2 separate regions of the Mus musculus genome follow, and region 1 is linked to region 2. A link is a loop called in an ENCODE intact Hi-C map of the cell type or tissue named here. Cell type or tissue: gastrocnemius. All regions are shown on one strand.

The links. A loop is a pair of places that touch in the nucleus more often than their neighbours do. Peaks named below come from ENCODE experiments on the same cell type or tissue, not always from the same donor. Only the 100,000 strongest peaks of a DNase experiment are listed, where the experiment ranks them.
Region 1: it touches region 2 in a loop (8-fold over the local background); 6 of 42 quality-filtered maps call a loop at or near these places.

What each region holds. Positions count from the first base shown.
Region 1 is chrX:105,915,143-105,923,142 of GRCm38, reverse strand. The region is part of intron 1 of Atrx (ATRX, chromatin remodeler); the gene reads left to right. Among named protein-coding and RNA genes, the nearest start is that of Atrx, 10 kb to the left of the region's middle. In gastrocnemius, a CTCF peak has its summit at 1,525 (motif pointing left); DNase peaks (open chromatin) are centred at 1,514 and 3,870.
Region 2 is chrX:105,987,729-105,995,728 of GRCm38, reverse strand. Magt1 (magnesium transporter 1) reads left to right here. Exons shown (of 10, transcript NM_001190409.2): 3 at 3,214-3,331; 4 at 6,199-6,339; 5 at 6,618-6,758. Among named protein-coding and RNA genes, the nearest start is that of Magt1, 20 kb to the left of the region's middle. In gastrocnemius, no CTCF peak of the experiment used is centred here; no DNase peak of the experiment used is centred here.

The DNA.
Region 1 (8,000 bases), 73 kb after region 2:
AATAGCACATTTGCATAGTGGGTTCCAGCAATGGCCAGGGTGACTTTCTTTGAATGAATACTCTTTGAACCCAGGAAGTGGGTGGGTGGAGGGATGTCGCTATCTGTTTTATGATTAGCATACCTTGGACCATTGAGCCACAAAGATCACATTCCCAAGCCTGGGCCCAAAGGCCTAGAATTTTGTTTTTACTACTCTTTTAATTTAATTCCAGGAATGTCTTAAAATATGCAGTATAACCCTTGTAAATAACCATTTATGTAGGCCCGATGGTGGGCTTCCAGAGGCAGAGGCAGAGTCAGGTGGATCTCTGAGTTAGAGATTGGCCTGGTCTACAAAGTGAGTTCCAGACAGCCAAGACTACACTGAGAAACCTTGTCTTGGGGGGGGGGGGCTGGAAAGTCCCAAAAGACAAAAAAAATCACATATATAGATGTAGTATGTTACTAAACTACTGCCCTGATTATTGTTGTGGATGAATTTCATGGGGGGGGGGTGTCTTAGTTAGGGTTTTATGGCTGTGAACAGACATCATGACCAAGACAAGGCAAGTCTTATAAAACAACATTTAATTGGGGCTGGCTTACAGGTTCAGAGGTTCAGTCCATTATCATTAAGGCATGGCAATATCCAGGCAGGCATGGTGCAGGTAGAGCTGAGAGTTCTATGTCTTCATCCAAAGGCTGCTAGTGGAAGACTGACTCCTAGGGAACTAGGGTGAGGATCTTAAGCCCATACCCACAGTGACACAGCTACTCCAACCAGGTCACACCTCCAAATGGTGCCACTCCTTGGCCCAAGAATATACAAACCATCACAGGGGGTATTAAGGGTGAAGTGTTACTAGTCTCTCTGGTCATAATGGTCAAATTTATAGAAAAGTAACCAATAGGCAGTGCTTGAGCCAAGCCCACAGTACCCAAACTATCAATCTCAGGCCCATTTTCTTCATTGCTTCACCCTTTCTGGCTTGATTATCTTTTAATGTGAAACAGATATAATGTGCACAGCTCTACTTTATCATTAATTTGTATTTTTTGGGGTAGCAATTCCAGATATTTTTCTTAATTCAAATTTTCTAAGTAGGAGAAAAGCTTACTTCTAATTTTTTTACTTGTGTTTAAAACAAACAAACAAACAAAAAACAAAACAAGAAATATTCTAGGGCTCTGTGGTAGAAAAATGCCCAATATTGGCAAGAGCCAGGAATATTTAAAAGGTGACTTGGCTAAATTATATGCTGAATAATCAGTGTCTTACCTACCTTTAAGAGCTTTCCTTTCCTTTCCTTTCCTTTCCTTTCCTTTCCTTTCCTTTCCTTTCCTTTCCTTTCCTTTCCTTTCCTTTCCTTTCCTTTCCTTTCCTTTCCTTTCCTTTCCTTTCCTTTCCTTTCCTAATTATTGGGCTGGAGAGATGGCTCAGTGGTACACTGACTGGCTCTTCCAAAGGTCCTGAGTTCAAATCCCAGCAACCACATGGTGATTCACAAGGATCTGTAGTGGGATCTGGTGCCCTCTTCTGGTGGGTTTGAAAACAGCAGCAGTGTATTTGATGTATGTGAGTACACTGTGGCTGTCTTCAGACACATCAGAAGAGGGTGTCAGATCCCATTAGAGATGTTTGTGAGCCACCATGTGGTTACTAAGCCACCGATGAGGTTACTCCCCATCCTGACCCAGCTTTCAATGTAATCGGAATAATAGACTCCTCACTTTTGGCTTAATGATTTCTTTAACATTTGTTGTTGTTCATTTGTTTTGTTTAGTTTTGTTTTCTCAAGACAGGGTTTCTCCCTGTGGTCTTGATTGTCCTGGAATTTGCTCTGTAGACCATGCTGACCTCAAATTCAGATCCACCTGAATCCAGAGTTCTGGGATTGAAGAAATGCACCTTTGTTTCCAGAGTTCTAGGATTGAAGAAATGCACCACTGCCCCCTGCCTAAACTTTTTTTTTTTTAATTTTGATATTGTTTTGGTTGGCTGTTTTATTTTATGGCATTGGATTGTTTCAAGTGTTTGACACTATGAAAAAATCAACATCTGATCAACTAAAACTTGTATATAAAGATCTTGGTATAGAGAGAGTTGATGGTACAGAGATTTGATGGGACTTCTCAGTCTAATCCTTATGGCAACTGATTATTTGAAATGCTGACAGTTCAATATTCTTTTATTCCCTTCCACCCAGTCTTGGGGTTGGGGATCCAGCCAAGGGCTTTGTGTATGCTAGGCAAGCACTCTACCACTGAATTCCATCCCAGCTGTTACTGTCTGTCTGTCTGTCTTTCTTTTTGTCTTTCTTTCTTTCTTTCAGTAGGAAGCTTATTTAATTAAACAAGGTGCTTTATGTGAAAGAACTGTCTAGGATTCATTTTCTTTCTTTTTGGTTTTTCAAGACAGGGTTTCTCTGTATAGTCCTGGCTGTCCCAGAACTCACTTTGTAGACCAGGCTGGCCTCGAACTCAAAAATCTGCCTGCCTGTCTCTGCCTCCTGAGTGCTGGGATTAAAGGTGTGTGCCACCACCGCCTGGCCTTTGTGTGTGTGTGTTATTTTCTTAAGTTCCTTCTGGAGCTGAGGACTAAACCCCCAGGGTCTTGAACTTGCCTAGCAAGAGCTCTACCACTGAGCTAAATCCCTGACCCCAGTTCATTTTTTTCTTTTTTTTTTTTTTTTAATTTTTTTTTTAAGATTTATTTATTTATTATATGTAAATACACTGTAGCTGTCTTCAGACACTCCTGACAGATGGTTGTGAGCCACCATGTGGTTGCTGGGATTTGAACTCTGGACCTTCGGAAGAGCAGTCGGGTGCTCTTACCCACTGAGCCATCTCACCAGCCCAGATTTATGTATTTATTTTATGTATATGAGTGCACTGTAGCTGTCTTTAGACACACCATAAGAGGGTATCGGATCCCATTACAGATGGTTGTGAGCCACCATGTGGTTGCTGGGAATTGAACTCAGAACCTCTGGAAGAACAGTCAGTGCTCTTAACCACTGAACCATCTCTTCAGCCCTCATTTTTTTCTAAGAGTGATTTACCACTACTAAAAGATACATTGCCATACATGTAGCTGCTATATAAAAAAAGTTAGGAAATTGTCCTTGGTTTTACAATGACAAAGGAAAATAAGTAGCCAGGTGGTGGTGTCACATGCCTGTTAGTCCCAGCACCTAGGAGGCAGAGGCAGGTGGATTTCTGTGAGTTTGAGGGCAGTCTGGTCAACAGAGTTAGTTTCAGGATAGCTAGGAATACACAAAGAAAATCTGTCTTGAAAAAAGACCATTTTTTTTTTTTTACAGCTGAACAAAGTATGTAAGGAGTTTTATGCTGTTGGGTTTATTTGTTCCTGGACTATAAAAGAGTGGACTAAGCAGGTCACTAAGGGAGAAATGGGGGGATCTTTTCTCAGGACCAGTACCTTCCTCCAGACAATCTCCATTTGAAGTTGGCCAAAACAGAAGATTGGCGATTCAGTTTGAAGGAAAGAAGCCCAATATGCTTGTCCATGGGCACCAATTGCTTTCTGTACATACAGGAAAGGAGCAGGGAAGGGGAGGGGAAGAACGGAGAAAGAAAACTTCCGGTCAGAGTGTGCTGGGACTAAATCATGGCTTTCTATTGAAGAATATGTTTTTGGTCTATAACACAATCCTGGGGTAAAATAGCAGCTTCCCTTTTAGTAGACAGCTCCTGTCTGCTGCTGGAATGAATGAATCCTCTGGTCATCTTCCATTTCTAACAGTTGTGTCTGCTTCATTGATTGATTGTCTATTGCCAGGAGCTCATCTGCCTCACTGGCAAACTCTCTTGTTGCTAATAGGCTTTCCTTAATTCACCAAGGGCCATAGGCCTCCGGTTTGCACTGCACCACAGAAGCAGCCTGCCCTAGACCACCTTCAGGTTAACATAGTTCTTGTTCTTAGGCTTGACTCCTTCCTTGGCTTTCTCCTCTGACATGGTGAGAGCCAAGAAACCCAAGTCCACTCTGAAGGAACACACAAGCAGTACCAGGGTTGGCAGAAGGAGGTGGCACTGATGGACCACAAAACCTATTTATTTATTTTTATATTCTGTTTTGTATTGTTACTTTTAATAGTGTGCATGTGTGTGTGTATGTATCACCTGATGTGCTAGGATTTGAACTCAGGTCTTCTGGAAGAGCAACAAATGATCCTTATAACGAATGATCCATCTTGCCACCCCAGTCCCCATTTTAGACATGGTCTCCACTGTGTAACTCTGGGTGGCTTAAATCTTGCTATGTAGATCAGGTTGTTGTCAAACTCAAAGAGATCTCCCTACCTCTGTTTTTCAAGTGCTGGGATTAAATACATGTGCTACCACACTGTCTAGTCTTAAAGTAGAAGTTGTCTGAATTGAGAGATGTTAGTTAACATCTTAGAAAGTGTCTGGTAGGGTGATATTACCAAGCAACTGTATGATAAGCCAATAATTTAACTACACTATCTGGGCAATATTTGTGTGTGTGTGTGTGTGTGTGTGTGTGTATTTCAACTGAGTGAGACACTGCCTCAAAATGAAAAAGTAAAACAAGGGCTGTAAGTATAGGGTAAGTGGTATAGTCATTGTGTAGCATGAATGAGGAGGCTCTGAGGATTCAATCTCTAGTACTGCAAAACATTTGTGATCCTAATTTTTCAGACACTGGTTTCATGTGGTCTAATCAGACTCCTATACTCTCTCTCTCTCTCTTTTTTTTTTTTTTTTGGTTTTTCGAGACAGGGTTTCTCTGTATAGCGCTGGCTGTCCTGGAAATCACTTTGTAGACCAGGCTGGCCTCGAACTCAGAGATCCACCTGCCTCTGCCTCCCGAGTGCTGGGATTAAAGGCGTGCGCCACCACGCCCGGCTTCTCTCTCTCTCTCTTTTTTTTGTTGTTGTTGTTTTTGTTTTTCAAGACAGGGTTTCTCTGTATAGCCCTGGCTGCCCTGGAACTCACTCTGTAGACCAGGCTGGCCTCGAACTCAGAAATTCGCCTGCCTCTGTCTCCTAAATGCTGGGATTAAAGGTGTGCGCCACCATGCCTGGCTATGACTCCTTGAACTCTTAATTTTCCTGTCTTCTCCTAAGAGCTGTGGTTGTTCGTATTCAACTTTAACCCTGATTTCCTGATTTTGATCAGATTAACCTTTTATATAGTTGGTCATGAGACTGTCAGTTATATATATTGTAGTTTTCTGTAGGTGAGTACATGCAGTGTGTGTGTGTGTGTGTGTGTGTGTATGAATGAATGAATGAATGGTTTCCGCTGCATGTGGTGGTGCATGTCTGTCTAATCCCAGTTACTTCAAGACTGAGGCAAGAGGATTATGAGTTCTAGACAAACCTGTGCAACACGGCAAGAATCTGTCTCAAAAAGCAAAACAACAAAACAGTATTTTTGGCCGGGCAGTGGTGGCCTACCTCCTTAATCCCAGCACTTGGGAGGCAGAGGCAGGCGGATCTCTTGAGTTTGGGGCCAGCCTGGTCTACAGAGTAAGCTTTAAGAGAGCCAGGGCTCCACAAACCCTGCCTTGAAAAAACGAAAAGGGGGCTCTGCTTATAGAATTGCATTTTATTTGCTTTTTGGGTTGTAGGGAGAAGGGCAGTGCTAGGGGAAGTTTGCTTATTCAATGTACACACATCATTTTTGCTCTGAAACGTCGAGGATTGTATGCAGATGTTTGGTTGCTGATGTGCTAGGCATTCTGTATACACACACACACACACACACACACACACGTGCAGACATTTGTTGTGGAGAGTAACCATTTTGCTTGAAAGTTGCTCATTTTGTTTGGCTCTAGACTTTGTTCTACTTTAGATCTATTGTATTTTTGTCTTTTTGTGGTTGAAATGATAACTCTGAAAAGACCTATTATTACTATAGCCAGTTCTTCTTACCTGGGGAAAGATTTTCTTGCCCTGGAAAAAGTTCTTTGAGATTTGCCCCGTAGCTGCTATTTTCACATCCTGATTCCTGAGAAGTCTGTTTTGGCTTAAAATAGTCATCCCTGTTCCTGGTATCTTCAACCCGCTATCTCTTGTTCCTCATAATTTTTGTTGAGAGTATTACTGTTATGATCAATAACCTACACCGTATTTTGGGAGAAGGCCTTGCCAGTTCATCTAATAATACTTGAGTGTCAGTGAAGAGCAAAGCTGGGCGCTGTTATCCCTTCATTCCACCACTCCCCAACCACTCACTCTCCACTCCATCCTCCTTCAGCAAGATGGCTCACTAAGTAAAGGTGTATGCCACCAAGCCTGAATTTTGCCCCTGAAATGCACACGGTGGAAGGAGAGAACTGACTTACAAGCTTCCTATAGCTCACTATAGCTCATGTCACCTCCCCAGGACTACAGGGTTTCCTCTGCAGAGTCAGAGGTCAGCACTCTGTGTGTGATCTAGCTACCAATTTGGGGCCCTTATTTATTTGTTTTTTTAATGTAAAGTTCTATTGGAACTTACCAAAGCCTGTTTGCTTATGCCACCTAGCTGCTTTTTTTTTTTGTAGCAACTACAAAAATCACTTTGGAGTTGCAGAGTTGAATAGTTGCCTCTTATGGTCTGCAAAGCCTAAAGGAAGTGTTCTCTGGCCTTTATAGAAAGTTCACTGGTTTGTTCACTAAGTAAATGTAGGAAAACCACCCCCAGCCTAGTAGAGTTCATAAAAAATACATGCATAAACATGTACTCAGGCCAAACAATTATTAGCTACCTCAGCTCACCATGTTAGGAGCCACACCTAAGTGCATCTTAACAGTTTTCCATTCAGTTTCTACAGCTTTCCTTCTGTCGTTTTGCAGTAATTCACAAGCTGCAAATGTTTGTTTTGAGACAGTCTTACTTTGTAGGGAAAGGAGGTCTGAACCTCACCTTACAAAGTCCATTCTGGACTTAAGCGTGTCCTGATCCTCAAGTGAGTGTAAACTATGGTATGTGCTACCATACCCGGCTTAGAAACTGCTGCTCTTCTGAGGCCCACTTCCACAGGCAAATTTCAGGTCTGTTTCCAAGGCACAGTGGCATACTTACGTGTTTGTACATTTCTGGATCGTGTGTAAAATTGCTATCATTTTGGAGTTGGAAAGATGGCTTTGTGGTTAAGAGCACTGGCTGCTCTTCCAGAGGACCCAGGTTCAAACCCTAGCACCCACATGCAGTTCACAACTGTCTGTATGCTCATCATGCCTTCTGGCTTCTGCAACATTGCTCAAGTAAGGTGCATAGACATACATCCACGAAACATTGCATATGTAGGATAAAGGGAAAAAGCCTGCTATTGTTCCTTCCTTCCTTATTTATTTATTTAGGGGTCTTGCTTTGTAGTTCAGCCTTCCTTCACCACCTTCCACTCTTCAGTTTGCTTGCTTGTTTAGACAGGGCCTCACTCTGTAGTCCAGTCTACTTTGTCACCATCCCTTCCTGGTGCTAGGATTATATAGGCATGAGCCACCACACACAGGATTTTCATCTCAGCGCCAGTACTTTCAGGAACTCATTTGTTATATTATTGGACTTATTGTTGTAAAAAGCACTGATTCATTAGGTATTTTAGGAGTATTGTGAAAATCAAGGAAATTAGTTGGCTATAAAGCAGATTAGTGTCAGACATACTAATTTCTCATATTATTACTGATTATTGTTGCCATGTACCAGAAAATGTTCTAAATACACTGACCCAGATGGATAGGAACACTGTCCCACAGAGTTTATATTGTTCTTTTACAAATCTCTTAGGATATGCCCATCAAATTGCCATTTGAACAGTTATGTTTAATACCTGCAGACTTGTGCTCCTGCCAGAACCTTTCTTTCTTTTTTTTCTACAGTGAGTGATGGAAACTGTGGGCTCAAATTGTTAAGCCTGCTGGAAATAAGTGACTGTTGAATGCTCAGCCTATGTGGTACTTGTATATCACTTTCTGTAAGTCTTAGAGAATATTACAGAACAGGGGTGCACAGAATGTAAGAAATAGAAGTAGTAGC
Region 2 (8,000 bases):
TTCATTTGTATTGTTTAAAGATGTTTTTATATGTATCTGTGTGGAAGTATGTGCACATGAGTGCGGGTTCTCTCAGCGGCCAGAGGCATCAGATACCCTAGAGCTGGAGTTAGGTGGTTGAGAGCTACCTGATACGGGTGTTGAGAAGCAAACTCGGGGCCTCTGCAAGAGCAGTGCATTCTCTTAACTGCTAGAGCCATCTTTCCAGCCCCTTAGTTTCCATGTTAATTATGTCTATGTGGAGAGGAAAGGGTACTGAAATAGTGTAAAAATTCCTTTCAGAGGCTGATGAATTGACTCAGAGGAGTTGCCATGTGAATATAGGTGCCCACGGAGGTCAGATACACCCATTACAGGTGATTGTGAGCTGTCTGATGGGAGTGCTTACAACCAAACTCAGATCTTCTGCCAGAGCGGCATAGGCTCTTAAGAGCTGAGTCATCTCTCTAGCCCTTTAAATGTAATCTTTAAAACTTGCATATGTATGAGTGTTTTGCCTGTGTGTATGTCTGTGTACCATTTGAATGAAGGGCCCACAGAGATCAGAAGAGAGTACCAGGTCTCCTGGAGATGGAGTTACAGGCAGTTGTGAACCTCCATGTGAATGCTAGGAAGTGAACCCAGATCCTCTAGAACAGCAAACGGTACTCTTAACCACTGAGCATCTTTCCAACGTCAACCCTTATAAAATATTTAGAAGAGGTATAAAGGGAACTGAATAGGAGAGAACACATAGTGGACCCTTTTAACTATGTGTGTCCACTAAGAAATATTTGCTGAGGTGTTAGTGTGCCATTGGACTGTAGACTAGTTGACTGCATGCCACCATCAAGTCATAGCACAACCACAGCCTTCCCCTCCAAATAACTTTTCTCATCAGGACTATGGTAAACAATGCCAGGTTTGAATATTTATGCTGTAAATTTGTTCATTATGGTCCTATAGTTGATGTGTGTACCACTCAATTCTTCCTTAAACGTTCAAAAACATTTTTGAATTGAAGAATGGGATACTGAACAAAATTTCTAAAATATGGATGGAGAATAGATTAGTAAATGTCAAATTGAAATAGGCTCTAGGATGCCAGGCATTGGTGGTGCACACCTTTAATTTCAACAGTCCGGAGGCAGAGGGAGGTGGATTTGAGTGAGTTCTAGGACAGCCAGGGCTCATGTCTTGAAAAACAAAAACAAAAAACAAAACAAAGCAAAAACCAAGAAATAGGTCGGGCGTAGTGGCGCATACCTTTAATCCCAGCACTCAGGAGGCAGAGGCAGGCGGATTTCTGAGTTCGAGGCCAGCCTGGTCTACAGAGTAAGTTCCAGGACAACCAGGGCTACACAGAGAAACCCTGTCTCAAAAAACAAAACAAAACAAAAAAAACAAACAAAAGAACAAAACAAAAAACAGATAAATAGGCTCAAGATCTAATCTCCAGCACTAAAATATAAACATAAACAGAAGAGGATGGAGGTTAACGTTTATCATAAATAAAGAAAATGTTTTCTAGCAGAATAATAATTAAAAAATAAAACAGCAACACCAGAACTCCAAAGCTTCCTTTGATAAATAGGTATAAGTTAATCATGTATGTTACTTAAACCCCCAAAGGATTAAAATAAAATAAGATAAAGACATATATATGAGAAATATGTAAATTAGCCAGTCTTCAAAACGTAAGCATATAGTAAAAATAAAAAATTCAAGGATAACTCAGGGTTTAACTCGAGTCTCTAGAGTTTTGTTGTCTTTCATTCTTATATTTCATCTGATTGTATTTTTACTTACCAACTATCATCTGTGCTTCTCTCTTTCTCTGTCTGTCTGTCTGTCTATCTGTGTGTGTGTGTGTGTGTGTGTGTGTGTGTGTGTGTGTTCATAACTGTGCAGGTACATGTGTGTGCTTCAGTGTAGAGGCCATAAGACAGTCGTTGGTGTCATCTTCAGAAATGCTGTCTACCGTATCCTTTGAAACACTGGAGCACACTGATTAGGCTAGGGTAGCTATCCAGCCAGCCCAGGGCATCCACTTGTCTCTGCCTCCTGAGTACTGCAATTTCACTGTACACCACCACTCTTGCCTTCTTTTAACATGGCATGTGGAAAGTAAACTCATGTCCTCCATACTTTCAGGGCAAGCATTTTACTGACCCAGTCAGCTCTCCAGCCTCCCTATTTTATTTAATTTTTAAGATTTTTGAGACATGATCTCACTGTGTAGCCCTTGGCTCTTCTGAGACTTACTATAGCAGCAGGCAGGCTTTTAACTTTGGCAGTCCTCCTGTCTTTGCCTTCTGAGTGCTGGTCTTAAAGCCTGTGCCAACATCTCTCTCTGGCTACATACTTTAGATTTTTAAGGTAGGCTGTTAGATCTTTGTCCGATAACTTAGGGCCCCCAAATTATTGAGAGTGTGGGGTATAGATGAGTATTAGAATCCCTGCCTTGACTGTGTGGGACTCCATTCAATCCCTAGTGCCAGAACCAAACAACGTGTAGATACTGGGTATTGTCAGATATGCTCGCAATCCTTCCTGCTGAGGAGGCTGAGGCAGGAGCATTTGAGACCAGTACTTTGAGTCCAGGCTGAGCACCATAGCCAGTCCCTATTTTTAAAACTCAGGCTAGAGAGATAGCACAACATTTAAGAGCCCATTACTGCTCTTTCAGAGTTCAGTCCCAAGAACCCATGCTGGACAGTTCACAACCTACCCATAACCAGCTCCAGGTGGATCTGATGCTTCTGGCCTCAATGGGCATTGGCACTCACATACATATGCCCACACACAGACATACAAATAAATGAAAATCACTAAAGGGAGGAAAATCCCCACAACTTACAGAGGATATTAGCTGGATTTTTTTCAGTGACCACCAAAAATGTTCGGAGCCAGGCACTCAGGAGGCAGAGGCCAGCCTGGTCTACAGAGGATGTGCCAGGACAGCCAGGGCTGCAAATAAAGTCTGAAACAAAATCAGGCAATTACTAATTCCTGGTGAGCTCTCCAACACTTAGATACAAGGAGGGCTTCTCTTATACTTAAAGTGTATTCTAACCTTATCAGCTATACTTGACTTTCTTGCCAATCATTTTAATTATTTCTTTCACTAAAATTTGCTGTTACTTAATTAGGTTTTGTTTTGCTGCTGATAAGCTGGTTTGCTTTTTAAAATGGTTTCCTATGTTTTTCCCCCACCAATCTGATTGAATTCAGGCAAGCTGATGAAGAATTCCAGATTTTGGCAAATTCTTGGCGATACTCCAATGCATTTACCAACAGGATATTTTTTGCCATGGTGGATTTTGATGAAGGCTCAGATGTATTTCAAATGGTAAGCTGTTTGGTTTCTTTTATGAATAAAAGTACAGCATGAATAAAGTACAGATAAAGCAAAATGTTTTTAATGATTCCAAGAAGTTAACTAGTAGTGCCGGAGAGATGGGTACTTGGTTAAGTGCTCTTGTTCCTTTTGCAGAGGACTGCAGGTTTGGTTCCCAGCACCCACACAGTGACTCAAAACCATCCATAACTCCAGTTCCAGGGGTCTGATGCTTTTTTCTTGCTTTCATGGGCACCAGGCATACATATAGTGCACATACATGGATGCAGACAAAATACTCATACACATAAAATAAGTCTAAAAATATTTTTAAGAAGTAAAATAGGAATATGTTAATGTAAGAGCTAAAGTATTAAACTAAAAGCAAAATATGCCTATTATTTTAAATATTTATTTATTTTATTTAAATGAGTACACTATAGCTGTCTTCAGACACACCAGAATTCAGTATTGGATCCCATTACAGATGGTTGTGAGCCACCATGTGGTTGCTGAGAATTGACCTTAGGACCTCAGAAACAGCACTCAGTGCTCTTAACCGCTGAGCCATCTGTCCAGTCCCAAAATATGCATAAGTAAAAAGAGTGATAACCCATGCCAGCCTAACTAGAGTACCGAAATTGGGCAGTAGGCAAGTAATATTCACACAGTTGTAAATTTGTTGTTGTGTGATGTAGTCTGTGGTGTAGCATAGACTGGATCCTCAAACTTCTAATCCTTCCTCCATCTCCCAAGTGTTGGGATTCTAGGTGTTCATCACCCTACCTAATAACTTATACATACATACATACTCACACACATGAATGTGTGTGAGCATGTATGTGTGTAAAGCAGAGGACTTTGTTGAATATAGAAAAATATGTGATCAGTGACACCCTCTACATAGTAGCAGTTTAAGCAGAAGTGGGGCAGGAGAAAGAAGTATGTATAATTAAACAGCCAAGCCAAGGCTATTTGTCTAATCATTGTCTCAGTTCTGGTTCATCAAGATGGCCAATGCAAAGTCAACAAAGCCTAATGAGATTAATCAGGTTCCCCGAGATCACCTCTACTCCAAATGTAGCCTTATCTTCGGTATAATTATCTTATTTGGAGGAGGGAATGTTGTCCTTCAGGAAATCCGACCTATACATATTCTTACTGTAAACATATAAAAAACAAGCCAGGCACAGTAACTTGTACATAAACTCCCAGCATTTGGGAGGTGACTATGCTGGAATTCACTCTGTAGACCAGGATGACTTCCAACTCAGAAAAATCTGCCTGCCTCTGCTTCCCCAGTGTTGGGATTAAAGGTGTGTGACCCCATGCCTGTTTTTTATTTGTCTTTTTTTGTTTGGTTGGTTTGGTTTGGTTTGGTTTTTTGAGACAGAGTTTCTCTGTATAGCCCTGGCTGTCCTGGAACTTACTCTGTAGACCAGGCTGGCCTCGAACTCAGAAATCTGCCTGCCTCTGCCTCCCGAGTGCTGGGATTAAAGGTGTGCACCACCATTGCCTGGCTTTATTTGTTTTAAGACAGGGTCTCTCTAAATTGTCTAAGCTTGTGTGAACTCCGTGTATTGCTCAAACAGTCCTTTAACCTGGACTTTTCCCATGTTAGTATCATGAGCTTGTTAGAGCTATAGAAGATAATTTTAGCTGTCGTGAATGTATGCTTTTTTTTTTATTAGAATAAGGAACAACCTAAAATAACTGGTATGGAAATGGAAAAAGTGTGATTATTACAGTCACAGGTAACCATGTGTTTGATAGCATGCTTCATAACTCTCCTTAGACAAATCATTTCAGCTGTATAATTATGGTCTTATGTCTGTGAAAGCCTAAATTTCTATCCGGCATGGTGATGTGTGATTTTAATCCTAGCACTCAGGAAGCAGACACAGGAGGATTACTGCAAGTTCAAGGCTAGCCTGGGTGGCTCGGCAAGTCTGTTTCAAAAAAGGCCTAAATTTTAGAATTATTTTTTGCCACTAAGATTATTTTCTTGGAGGTGGGCTCAGCTGTACGATGCCAGTCACAGACATGGGCATACTGGGCATGTGATACAGAATGAAAGCGGGGTCAACAGAATAAAGGAGGATGTGGGTCATCAGGGTGTTTCAAGAAAGGAGGGCAGTAGGGAGGGGGTGTCCTTAGAGTTTCTAGGACATCTGGAGTGCATGTTTGTGTAGACTGCCCTGGCCTTGGGGCCCTAGAGAGTCTCATGAGGTTGGGAGCGGAATCTACTGTTTGCATATTTCTTTTCCTTAATCGCTGTGGTGCAGAACCGCATCTTCAGATACTTGCAAAATAGAATTTGAATTCATGTGTGCCTGTATGAGCAAGTGAATATTCGGATAGAGGGCTGATTATTGGCTTTGATAAGTGCACGAACCTCAAATTAGATGATGCAGAAGAGGTTCATTCTAAAACAAAGTCAGGAAAACAACTGGGTCGGATCGTGCTAAAAGGAGATAATACTACTCTGCTCCAAAGTGTTTCCAACTAGCAACGGTCCAGCATGGGAGACGCTGAGAAGGCAGTTCAGTGTATTTAAAGATGTCTTCTAAGCCGTGTGTGGTGGCGCACGCCTTTAATCCCAGCACTTGGGAGGCAGAGGCAGGCCGATCTCGGAGTTCGAGGCCAGCCTGGTCTACAGAGTGAGTTCCAGGACAGCCAGGGTTATACAGAGAAACCCTGTCTCAAAAAAAAAGACAAAAAAACAAACAAAGATGTCTTCTGCTGGGAGCTACATTTATTCATCTTGTTCTTGTGGCACGTTATCATTAGGTGACAATAAATGCTGTGAGATTGTTTTTGTTACAAAAAAGATTATTTTCTTGGTAACTTAACATTTTCATGGACTACTCTTTATTCAGCTAAACATGAATTCAGCTCCAACTTTCATCAACTTTCCTCCGAAAGGAAAACCCAAAAGGGCTGATACATATGAGTTGCAGGTGCGAGGGTTTTCAGCTGAGCAGATTGCCCGGTGGATTGCAGACAGAACTGATGTCAACGTAAGTCTCCCTGCTTTACAGAAAGTGATTTTTTTTCATTGTCTTTGAATCTTACCTGGGGATCATAGCTGGTCTTGTCTTCATATCATTGATGTGGAATAATTTAGCAGCTCTTAGATGTTATTTCTAGGATGTAGTTTAGACTGTTTGATTGGATTAAAATAGAGGAAAGAGGTATTTTTCCCTAAAATTACATTTTGCCTGCTTTCATTTCATTATTAATTACAAAATAAATACATTTTATACTTTAACATGTTTTTCTATATCCTTTCCACTAGATTAGAGTAATTAGACCTCCAAATTATGCTGGACCCCTAATGTTGGGACTGCTGCTGGCTGTTATTGGTGGACTTGTGTATCTGCGAAGAAGCAATATGGAGTTCCTCTTTAATAAAACTGGATGGGCTTTTGCAGCTTTGGTAAGTAAATTGAAGAAGAAAAATAGAACAGAAAAGAACCTAATAATCTATTTCTTTTTTATTTTTTATTTATTTATTTTCCTTTGGTTTTTCCTAGGCAGGGTTTCTTTGTGTAGCCTTGGCTGTCCTGGCACTCTGTAGACCAGGCTGACATTTTTTTTAAAGATTTATTTATTATTATAATGAAGTACACTACAGTGGCCTTCACACACACCAGAAGAGGGCATCAGATCTCATTACAGATGGTTATAAGGCACCATGTGGTTGCTGGGATTTGAACTCAGGACCTTCGGAAGAGCCTTCACTTCTCTTACCTGCTGAGCCATCTCTCCAGCTCCCCAGGCTGGCTTTTGAACTCATAGAGATCTACCTGCCTCTGCCTCTTGAGTGCTGGGATTAAAGGTGTGCACCACTATCATCTGAATTTTGTTATTTTTTTTTAATTTTACTCATTTTTATTGAATTTTATTTATTTTACATCTCTATGGCTGTTTCTCCTTCCTCTTCTCTTCCTAGCCCCTCCCACTCCACCTCTCCTCTCTGCCCCACCCCTGTATCCATTCCTCCTCCCATTCTTTTCAGAAAAGGGCTGACTTTAATGACTATCAAGGAGCCATGACATAGCAAGTTGCAGTAAGACTAGGCTAGACAAGACAACTCAGTAGGAGGAAAGAGTCCCAAAGGAAGGCAACAGAATCAGAAGAAGACCAAGCTAGATCAGGCCCATGCAGGTTCCCTGTCTTTTGGTTGTCTCTGTAAGCCCCAGTGGGCCTAGTTGATTCTGTGGGTTTTCTTGTGTCCTTGACCCCTCTGGCTCCTACAATCCTTCCTCCCCTCTTCTGCAGGACTCCCTAAGTACTGCTTAATACTTGGCTGTGGGTTTCTGCATCTGTTTCTATCAGTTCCTGGATGAAGTCTCTCTGATGACAATGGGCTAGACACCAATTTATCAGTGTAGCAGAATATCATTAGGAGTTAATTCGTTGCCCTTTCCCATTCCTGCTTAGTTCTATCCTAGGCCTCTGTGCTCTCCATCCTCTGGGTGCTGGCTCTCCAGGCAGTGTCATGGGTGAGCTCCCTCTCATGGCATGGGCCTCAAGCTGGACCAGTCGTTGGTTGGCCACTCCCACAACTTCTGTGTCACCTTTACCACAGTACATCTTGTATGCAGAACAAGTTGTGTGTAGGTCAAAGGTTTATGGCTGGTTTGGTGTCCCAGTACCTCCACTGGAAGTCTGGACT